2 separate regions of the Mus musculus genome follow, and region 1 is linked to region 2. The links are chromatin loops, found by intact Hi-C in ENCODE. Cell type or tissue: left cerebral cortex. All regions are shown on one strand. Links, peaks and the distances in the headings refer to the core of each region. The heading gives the core; the rest is flanking DNA.

Region 1 (5,568 bases), core at 875-4,874, 380 kb before region 2:
ATTTCAGTAACCACTTTTTCCTAAAAAAGAAAGACAAATGACCAAAGAGGATGAAAGGAGCTCAATTTACTTCGTAATTAGGAAATGCAAATCAAAACAGAATAAGACACTACTTTACAGCCCTTAGAATAGCTACAATTACAGAGCAAACACATGAAACACAAAGAGAAAATAACAGGCAAAGTGTGGGAATAACTGGAGCCCTCATACATACGGGGGAACATATAAGGTACAGAACTGAGGAAACCTCCCTGCTGGTTCTTCAATGAGTCTAACAGGGAATTTCTTCATGTTCCTGTATGCCAAGCTTATATGACTGAAGAGAGAGAAGTGTTCAACAAAACCTTGTCATGTTGATTGTCAAGTTATTCCTAACAGGCAATAGGCACAAACCCCCTGAATACCTATCAACACTCGGTCACGAACAGCTTATAATATATCCATGCAATAAATATTATTCAGTAGTTACAACAAAGGAATAAAGTGTTATAGCACACTATATATAGTATAGCACAATATAACAAAAGTGAAACATAATTATACACTGTGAAAAAAACTGAACAAAGTATCATATATATCAAATCCAGCAAGTTCATGCCTTTTCCATTATGTCTGTATGTCTCATACACACACACACACACACACACACACACATATATATATACACATGCAATATATATGTGCAATATATATCATGTATGTGTGTATGTAAATATACACATGCTAAGGCAATGCAAACTTAGACAAAATTGAACAATGTTTTTAAAATCTTTTTCCAGATTATGACTAAAACATCACAGTGAGTAAGTAGATCAGTTGTATTGATTGTTTTCTAGATGATGTGGTTTTAAGAGGGTCCACACTAGTACAATGACTCTAAATAAAACCACATCTGACACACCCATAGTATATGAAAATCAGCAAATGCTACAATGGCAGCATGTTCTTTAAAACAACCTTCGGTTTAAAGTTGAAATTAGAAAGTGTACTGTATTTGACAGATAAAGAGTGTGTGTACAGGAGTATGGGAATGGGCACATGTGTATATGGTAACAAAATGACGTTAGAATGAGTACTCTGACCATGTATTTGTTTTTATTACATATTCCTTTTTACAAATCTCTACTGAAAGTCTTCTCATTTGCCTTTTCGTTAAAGATATAAAATGAAAAAGACAAAGCACTGTGTTCCCTTGTCTTGTACAAGCAGTATAGTTGATTTATCTTACAACTATTTGACTATGTTCAAGAATCCACTACCACTTGCAAGATTATTTCTAATTTCTTGCAAGATATGGCTAGAACCCTATCAAGTAAGGGAAAATACACTTAACAAATTTTATTAGGACTTAATGTCACCACCTAACATGCATGGTTTTTCTCTCAAAAGTATTTTCATACTTTGTCCTTATGTCCTTCAGAAAGTATTATCTCTCATTTTCAAATGAAGTAATTATGTCCAAAAAACCAAATCTATGTGCTCTTTGCAGTGGATTAGCAACAGAGCTTTAACGAAAAATAGAGACTCTACATTAGCATTTTAAAAGATTTATTCACTGCTCCCTCACAGTTGGTTCAGTGAGAGGTATATTTTTCTAACCATGGGTGGTCTTATTTTTCTACAGACATTAAGGAATCTCACAAAATTTCCTTTTTCTTGGTGTAGCTGATATCATACATATGTAAAAAAAAAAAATAGTAGGCTTTCGCATGCCAAGGTCTTAATAATAATGAACTTCCTACAGAAATTATACAGTGTATGTGACCGTCAAGTGAGTAAAGTGGACCAAGACCAGCTGACTGAACATCTCAATCCAGTCTTGCATAAAGCAAAAACCACCACGTCCGTCTTTATTCCACACACCCCACCATGATTTATGAATCTCAAACTGAACACAAATTGGTGATGTGACAGAATTCATTTCCAAGCTTCCATGGGATTTATCTATTGAGGAATCCAGGAGAGTGGGGCAGAACAAAAAACAAAACCTAGGAAATATGGGATTTATCTCGCCTAACCTGCCTCTTAATGAGGTTATAGATTAATGTAGCAAGGACATCATCAGATGCTGTCAGGACACCTCCAAGCCAAAGAGGACCTCGCGCCCCCGCAGGGCCCATCCTTTATTCCACCCCATCATTTTCTCCTCTTTCTTTCCTTCCCTGCGTCCCACCCCTTCTCGTGTCTAGCTCTGCCCCTGGACATCCCATGGTCAGCCGGGAAACACCTAAGGACCTGCTCAGGGCGGAGCCCGGGTCATCACCTTTTGAGGTATCTGGCGTCCTCGCCTTGCATGGCGGCGGCGGCGGCGGCAGCGGCGTGGGGAGAATGGGAGTGTCTGAGAATCTGGGAGGGCTACTTCCGGAGACCCGGCCAAAGTACCCTCAAAGCAGAGCGGTGACAGTCCCAAGGCCTGCAAGGCGGGGCGGCGGTGGCGGTGGCGGTGGCGGCGGCGGCGGCGCAGCGGTTACCACGGTGAACCCGCCGGCTCCTCCCACTGCTCCTGGGCCCCAAAACACTGGAGCAGCCCAGACCCGCCCAGAGCCGTCAGGGCCGAACTCTCCGCAAGGCGCATGCGCTCACGCGACAGCTACAGTCTGCGCAGGCTCAGGGTGAGGCTCCTGCGACAAATCTGACGCTCCCAGGAACAGCGCAGGAAGGGTTTGGTACTGATCTGGGAGCCTGTGATTTAGAGGCATATTCCTGGTCACTGCCCCCTGGAGGATGGGAAAGGAAGAAGCATTGCAAGCTGCAAAATTGGAACGTAAAGTCCTTAGCGTGAAAGGAGACAAGGTAACCAGTGAACCTTCTAGCTAACTAATGATGGTGATCAGACTAGCCTTTGACAACAACTTCTTTGGTGGAGCTTCTATTTTGGAACATGTAAAAGGTTCTGCATTGATTGCACTGAATTCTAGCTGGTGGAAATAGTCTGTGATGTGGATTGGATCAACTTTGAAAGTGGCATTTAAAATCCCAAAGTAGAAAACACTCCCTTCCATTATAACAAGCCAACTTCTGAACTTCCAAATCGTCCACTGATTAACTTTAACTCAAGATTCTTGAGAAATTGTTTCTTCTAAGGCAAATAATTGCTGACAATTTGGAGAGAGAAAAGAGCCGCTTTTTAGCCAAAGCAAGCTGTCTGCTCTGCTTTGAGATCCTTTAACCTGTCCATCACCGTCTTCTGGTATCACATTGTTAGCCATTCCTTCAAAAGAGTTAATAGTGATAGATTTTTATGCATAAAATGTCATGCAGAGAGACATTAAAGAGATGTTTTATGCCCCTACCAACTCACACCAATTAAATTTATTTCTGATAAAGTTGTAACTATTCTTTCAATTTATCAATAAGGAATTCCAGGCAAACTACATTCTCCATATTTATCAAAGTCTTCTTAACAAACTGTCACAAAGTTCTGTCTTATCGTTAAGGTAGTCATTATCTGCAGCTTTTTCTCTCCATCCACACTCTGATGATTAGTCTAATCGGTTCACACATGGGATTCTTCCTAACTGGACTTTCTATTTCAAATATTGATTATTCAAACCAAGGCAAAAAATGCACAAATTATCGTTCACAACATCTTTAACAATAAAAGCAAGGCACACTACTTTAAAGCAGTGGTTCTCAACTTGTGAGTCATGACCTCTCTGTGGGTGGAAGGACCCTTTCACGAAGGTCTCTAAAGTCATTGGAAAACACGAATATTTACATCAAGAGTCATAACAGTAACAAAAGTACAGTAGTTACGAAGTGGCAACCAAAATCATTTTATGGTTGGGGGTCACCACAACGTGAGAAACTTATTAAAGGGTCATAGTGTTAGGAAGGTTGAGAACCACTGCTTTAAAACTTCTGTAAAGGCTGGCAACGAAGCCTGCCTCCACCTCTGAGAATGTGAGTTCTATCTCTGGGACCCACACCATGGGAGGAGAGGAAGCTACATCTGCAAGTTGTCCTCTGACTTACACATGTGTCTGGTGACACACCACACACACGCACACACACACACACACACACACACACACACACACACACACACACACACGCACAGCAAAATAACTAAAAATATCTTTTTAATATAAAGCCTTCATATACCTAAACTTAAAAGATCAAAATATAGTTTACATTCAAATGAACATATTAAAGATTCTTGCAGAGGCTGAGTATGACTTGGAGGCCAACCTAGTCTATGTAGCCAGTTCCAGGTCAGTCAAGGATAAAAAGCAGAACCTGTTTTTTTTTTTTCCATTTTCATTAGGTATTTAGCTCATTTACATTTCCAAAGCTATACCAAAAGTCCCCCATACCCACCCACCCCCACTCCCGTACCCACCCACTACCCCTAGTTGGCCCTGGCGTTCCCCTGTACTGGGGCATATAAAGTTTGCGTGTCCAATGGGCCTCTCTTTCCAGTGATGGCCGACTAGGCCATCTTTTGATACATATGCAACTAGAGTCAAGAGCTCCGGGTTACTGGTTAGTTCATAATGTTGTTCCACCTATCGGGTTGCAGATCCCTTTAGCTCCTTGGGTACTTTCTCTAGCTCCTCCATTGGGAGCCCTGTGATCCATCCATTAGCTGACTGTGAGAATCCACTTCTGTGTTTGCTAGGCCCCGGCATAGTCTCACAAGAGACAGCTACATCTGGGTCCTTTCGATAAAATCTTGCTAGTATATGCAATGGTGTCAGCGTTTGGATGCTGATTATGGGGTGGATCCCTGGATATGGCAGTCTCTACGTGGTCCATCCTTTCATCTCAGCTCCAAACTTTGTCTTTGTAACTCCTTCCATGGGTGTTTTCTTCCCAATTCTAAGGAGGGGCATAATGTCCACACTTCAGTCTTCATTCTTCGTGAGTTTCATGTGTTTAGCAAATTGTATCTTATATCTTGGGTATCCTAGGTTTGGGGCTAATATCCACTTATCAGTGAGTACATATTGTGTGAGTTTCTTTGTGAATGTGTTACCTCACTCAGGATGATGCCCTCCAGGTCCATCCATTTGCCTAGGAATTTCATAAATTCGTTCTTTTTAATAGCTGAGTAGTACTCCATTGTGTAGATGTACCACATTTTCTGTATCCATTCCTCTGTTGAGGGGCATCTGGGTTCTTTCCAGCTTCTGGCTATTATAAATAAGGCTGCTATGAACATAGTGGAGCATGTGTCCTTCTTACCAGTTGGGGCATCTTCTGGATATATGCCCAGGAGAGGTATTGCTGGATCTTCCGGTAGTACTATGTCCAATTTTCTGAGGAACCGCCAGACTGATTTCCAGAGTGGTTTTACAAGCCTGCAATCCCACCAACAATGGAGGAGTGTTCCTCTTTCTCCACATCCACGCCAGCATCTGCTGTCACCTGAATTTTTGATCTTAGCCATTCTGACTGGTGTGAGGTGGAATCTCAGGGTTGTTTTGATTTGCATTTCCCTGATGATTAAGGATGTTGAACATTTTTTCAGGTGCTTCTCTGCCATTCGGTATTCCTCAGGTGAGAATTCTTTGTTCAGTTCTGAGCCCCATTTTTTAATGGGGTTATTTGATTTTCTGAAGTCCA
Region 2 (5,568 bases), core at 520-4,519:
CTGATTCTCCTCAACTAGTTAAAAAATGTTTATTAACTAACGAGTTCAGAGCTGCAAGAAGAATAAGAATATGTAGTTCATATTTTCAGCATCATAGAAATTCATTCTAGGAAAAAAATCTCAAATGCTTTTAATGTGGAAATGTTACAAATGAGTGTTAAGTTCAGAAAGGTTTGTTCTTTCAATACATACTGAGTTGTTAGCAGCTGTTAGTCTGTTCTATGCTGGGTAAAGAAGAGGTTAAGGTTCATATCATGGAACTCTTATCAAACTGGAAGATAGAAAATAAAACTGTAAAATACAAACCGCCTAGATATTACACGCAGTGCTGTAAAAGTCATAAAAAATACAGGAAATAAGAGGATGATATTTAGGTAGTGTGGTCATAAAAAGCCTGTGTGGATTTGGGGACCATAACTTAAGCAGGAAGGGTCAATGGACAAGGGGAAGAGAACAGCTTAAGGAACCGTGACTGGGAAAGCTCTGGCTAGGTCAGCAGAGTGGAGGGAGAAGGTGTATGAATTCCAAAGACCCGAGGAAATCCAGTCTGACTGGAGTTTAAGGAGAGAGAAAAAAGACAGTTTAATATAGAAGGAGGCAGAGGCCAAGACGTAGTGTCATGAAGGAACTGGGAAGTCGGAAGTTATTTCACATGTTGTAAAAGTGACCATTGTGTGTGGGGTGCAGATACAACAGCATTTGGATGGAAGACAGAGTGCCACTCTGTGCACTAACTTCTCCCCATTCACCCTTATGTGGGGTACCAGGGATTGAACTCATGATGCCAGACTTCCACAGCAAGTACCTCAACCTCCTGAGGCAGCCAGGCAGCTCCATTTTATAAATATGCTAGAAACACAATTAGATTTTTAAAAATATCATCTATCTATCTATCTATCTATCTATCTATCTATCTATCTATCTATCTATCTAAATTGTACTGGGTCTCACATTGCAGCCAGGCTGATCTGTAATTCACTGTGTAACTCAGACTGGCTTCAAACTCATGCTGTAGCCTCTTGAGTGCTGGAACTATAGGGATGAGACACCACATCTGAGTCCAGATGAAACACCAACCATCTAATGGAGAATCAACTGGAGAATATATTACAATCCAAATTGTCATAGATGATACCTTCTCATAAACACATGAACATGCTGAATTATATATAAAACTTTTATTTAAACACAAAAATGTTCATCATGGAACTTAAAAGAATATAAAAAGAGAATACTACAAAAGCTAACTACTCAAGTTTGAGTTTCTTACATATAATTGAAAACAAACTAGTAAAGAGCCTGAAAAGAAGAGAATATATAAAGATTAGAAAAACACAGCCTACTGCTCTGGAGAATAAGGAAGCCTTTTGTGTGTGAGAAAACAGTAAATACCCTTTGTGTATATGGTGGTAGGATCCAAATTTACTACACAAATGGGGAAAATTTCCCCTTAAATATAGTTAGTATAATGTGAGTGAGACTTCCAGCAAAACTCTCAACTGAGATACTCTCTCAACTCAGAACCAAGAACTCCCACAGAGCAAAGACTTCTGGAGCTTAGTTCCCACCAGTATCTCCTACAGCATTTGACAAAAGTGAACTCCTTGAGGAAGGGCCAACAGAACAACAAATAGGAGATTTGGAATGTTGCAAGGGGGAAAGTATAATTTTATACAGATGTATTTTATTGGCTTTTATTATCTCTTGCTGGTGCCTTGATTTGCATTCACAAGCAAGGCAAAACCTTTTAAAATACCATAATTACTGACTCTATTAAGATTAGTGATAAATCTTGTCTTATAGAAAATGTATAAATAAAATGTAACAGAAAGCACACAAGTAGGTTTAAAATTGTTGTTGAGTCACTAGTAAATGGTTATTGTGTGCAGAGGGCAAGCTGAATCCACTACCAGATTGTGACTAATACATTCTATTCTGGAGTTAATGTATATCTGTTTACACATTTAGTCTATGTTCAAAACTTGAACGAAACTAATCCTTTTGGATGGTATTTTGCCTTTCAAATATATTGAAAATAAACTCATCTTTAAGATAAGCATGTGTGGCATCCTTGAATTTTGGAAAACCTGTTACATTTCAAAGTTCAAAGATTACAAGAAAGATGTCAAACTTTTTTCTGATACTTATATAACTGAACTGCTCATTTCAATTGCTGGTGTCATATTTTATTTTCCAGTATACTCCTTTACTTCAACTTGATTAAAAATATTGACTCTCGAGTCGAAAATTAATATTCTTTAAAAAAATTTTCAATGTAGCCAATGTAATGTTTTCAGTTGTTTTTAGTAAAAATAATGAAAAAAAGAAATGGTTTAAAAAACGCTGACCTACACATACATGGACAAGCTTTGCATCTTCTAATTTTCTAAACTCTGCTTAAAACGGAGAAATGGAAGCTCAAGAAGATAGCTTTAGACAAAAGAAAAAAAAATCACCATTTAGGACTTGAGTGTGGTGTGTTGAGGGACTTCTATAGGCAGGAGGAGACCAGCAAAATATCTTGGCATAAGGATTAGGTTCTTAGACTCATTCATCATAGAAACAAGAAATCGAAATCTGCTAGATGTTATTGTCTAGAAGTGAACTGGCCAATGCTTAAATCTCAACCCTACACCCTGTTTCTCCATGACTTAGAACCTACAAGCCAAGGATGCTCCGGTACCGCCCACCTCCCAGGCAATACAGGCTCCGCCCAGCTAGTCAGGCAGTTCCGACCTGTAGGCCTCCTCTGTCACTGCCGCTCTACCTGTTTTCCTCAACCCTTCCTCATATTCCCATAACCCCCACTTCCCCCCAAAGATATAAAGCAAGAAGAACTGGAACGTGTAGCAGAGGCCTGTGAGTGGAAGCGAAGGCCGTGCTTTTGTAGTCCACCGAGTCAGGCTTTCAGGCATCGCTCGGGGCAGCCCCACAGGTACCGGGTCCCTGAATGCAGAGGGAGGCCTAGCGCCACAGTTCGGCACGCTGATTGGCTGTTCGCCGCGCCACTGAAGGAACCCGGATGTGCCTGTGGAGCTGTGTTGGCAGTCTGCGCGCGGAGATTTGGGCACTCTTTGGGTGCCCAGGGCTAGGCGGATGGCTCAGGATTGGGCGGGCTTCTCTGAGGAAGAGCTGAGGAGACTAAAGCAGAATAAAGGTAAGGTGTACTTGCGCGCGGGTGTGGAGTCTCGAGTCTGAAGGACAGGAGGCCGTCTTAGTGGGCGAGGGGGCGTGGGGGCTGGAACTCCAAGTTGGGGGACAGGGGTGGTGGGATTCCCTAGGTGTCTTTGCTGCAGAGGCCAGAGGGACGGCCCAGGGGTTTCTCTTTTAGCATCTGTTTTCTGATGATTTGATGTTTTCCTGTAAAAAGGAATGAGGTTAGGAAGAGAAAGCGAAGCCACCACCTGAATGGCCCCTAAGGGAGGCTTTTAACCCAAACCAATGGTTGTAAACTTGGGTTCAGGGTGAATGAAGACTAATACTGCATATACAGCATCATAATTGTGAACTTATAAAACCAGATATTTGGGAAAGGTGTCATGAGAGTGAATCAACGCAGAAGAAGTGGTATTTATGATCCATCCGCATTGCCTTTACTTCTGGCTACCAGATGAGTTTGCATTTCTTTCCAGTTCTTGGGAGTCAGCAAACTAAAAGGACTTTTCGAGAGGTTAGATTTGAAGTGCGTGTGTGTATTTGTGTGTACATGCACAGTGCACTTACATGTCTGTCTCTTCTGCCTTCAGGGACAGTGGAAATCTGCTGCCCCGGATGGGGCGGGGGGCTTTCTGGAATAATTATAGATCACTGTATGGGCTTGCGATAACGCTGCTTCTGATTTATTAAGTTTTCCAGTACTTGGTAGGAAAGGATGTAAAATGCTCTTGACCTGTGATTGCAATTTCACAAAAATGTCTGTGGTAGGCTTGGAAATGCCCATCACTTCTGTGAGAACTTTGTGCCACTCTTGGCAACATTTTAAAAAGTACCTTAAGGATAAAATTAAATTCTTCCATGTCTATAGTTTGTGAGATATCTGGATATGTCTTGGGTACTTGGAATATTTAGCCTAGATATGTGAATTATCTAGGACTGACAGGTGCAGAAGGAAGTAAATTACTAACATGGGGTCAATGTGGGGAAGACTGGACTGGCTGATCTTTCTTAGTACTGTCATGGAATTATCATGTCAGATGTGTTCCAACTGATTCTGTCCAGCTGGCTGTTTTCAGGTTCTTTCCTTCTGTAACTCATTCTCCATTCATATACCTATATGTACAAATGCAGGCACCTAGATCTGATCTGACTCAGTTCTCAGTATTTGAATCAGGTGTGTTGTCTGGTCCAGGGGCCTCTTCCGTCCTTGTCATGGGGAATGCTAACCTGCCATGAAGCACAACGTCTGCCTTAGAGATGTCAAAAGTAGCAGGACATCTTTGCCCTTAGAGACCTTGTAGATTCATGAGACAGACAGTACAATAAGGTGGTAGCCATAGAGCAAGTTCACGCTGAGGATTTAATGGACACTGGGGACATTTCATGGAGGTTGAATCTTGGCTTTAGCTTGATTTGACAAAGGTTTAATGTAGGACTCCAATATGTTTGTTATCTAAAAAGTATATTTTAACTGTTTAATTTGGATTTGGTTAGAAGGTGATGAGAACCTAAACTTTAAGGCCCGTCACTTGGTCATGAAACGCTAGACTGTGGGTATAAAATCACTCATCTATGACATCTGTAAGAACAGAAGTATCTTCCAGTTTTTATGTAGCCATAGTGGAACACAGTGATCAGAACAAAAATACCAAGTCTCCTTGGTTTCCCATTTTTAAAGCTGCAGAAATCGAGTCCTCCTCGCAGCTGTTAAGAATGCAGTTAAATAATCTAGGAAGATGGGATCTGTTGCCAGCCAAAATAAGTACAGGGTGCTTTTGAGACACTCGAATGCATAAATGCATGTGCAGTCAAGAATGTTCTTAGCCACCTTGTTTATAATATCCAAAAGTTAGAGACAAACGAGTTGTTTGCTAGCAGATGAGAGGATACATAATATGTGTTAGATCTATTGGTGGGACTCTATTAATCGCTAGTCACATTCATTAATAATGAATTTGTATAAATTACATGAATATTTGCAAAAGCAAGTTGTGGCTGAGTAGATAATAGTCTAAAAGAGTTTATATATGAACAAAATTAGGGAAAGCAGGTGCATTTTGAGAGTAGCTGAAGAATATCAAAGGAGTGAAGCAGAATTGGTAGAGAGGCAAGGGAGTGTGATGGGAGGGGTAAGTCTATACAGAAGCACCGCTAATTAATATATTAGGCAAAAGCAGTTTTAATTGAAGCAATAAAAAAACCTTTAAAACAGCCAGTTGTTTAAAGTAATGAAGGTTTATGTTTCAGTCTAGTGTCACGTGTAGCATGGGTTGCCAGTGAAGCTGATACAGTCATTCCATATAATCTTCTGATGCTGTCACATGACAGTCATTTTGGTAGGAAGAAGAGAAGATTGGAATTAGAACATTGGCAATTAAATGCTTTCACTAGCAAATAACTTTAATAAAAGTA

Evidence for each region. A loop is a pair of places that touch in the nucleus more often than their neighbours do. Peaks named below come from ENCODE experiments on the same cell type or tissue, not always from the same donor. Only the 100,000 strongest peaks of a DNase experiment are listed, where the experiment ranks them.
Region 1: it touches region 2 in a loop (3-fold over the local background); 3 of 42 quality-filtered maps call a loop at or near these places.

Annotation. Positions count from the first base shown.
Region 1 is chr1:163,776,598-163,782,165 of GRCm38, reverse strand. Kifap3 (kinesin-associated protein 3) reads right to left here and starts at 2,583. Exons shown (of 20, transcript NM_001305643.1): 1 at 2,264-2,583. The coding sequence starts at 2,295. Gm51663 (predicted gene, 51663) reads left to right here and starts at 2,626. Exons shown (of 2, transcript NR_165475.1): 1 at 2,626-2,793. In left cerebral cortex, for the core only: a CTCF peak has its summit at 2,717 (motif pointing left); a DNase peak (open chromatin) is centred at 2,615; H3K4me3 peaks cover 1,577 bases; H3K27ac peaks cover 629 bases.
Region 2 is chr1:163,401,112-163,406,679 of GRCm38, reverse strand. Gorab (golgin, RAB6-interacting) reads left to right here and starts at 3,011. Exons shown (of 5, transcript NM_178883.6): 1 at 3,011-3,157. The coding sequence starts at 3,097. It overlaps Gm24940 (a small nuclear RNA gene), which reads right to left and starts at 4,397; the gene lies at 4,278-4,397. In left cerebral cortex, for the core only: no CTCF peak of the experiment used is centred there; a DNase peak (open chromatin) is centred at 2,970; H3K4me3 peaks cover 1,898 bases; H3K27ac peaks cover 716 bases.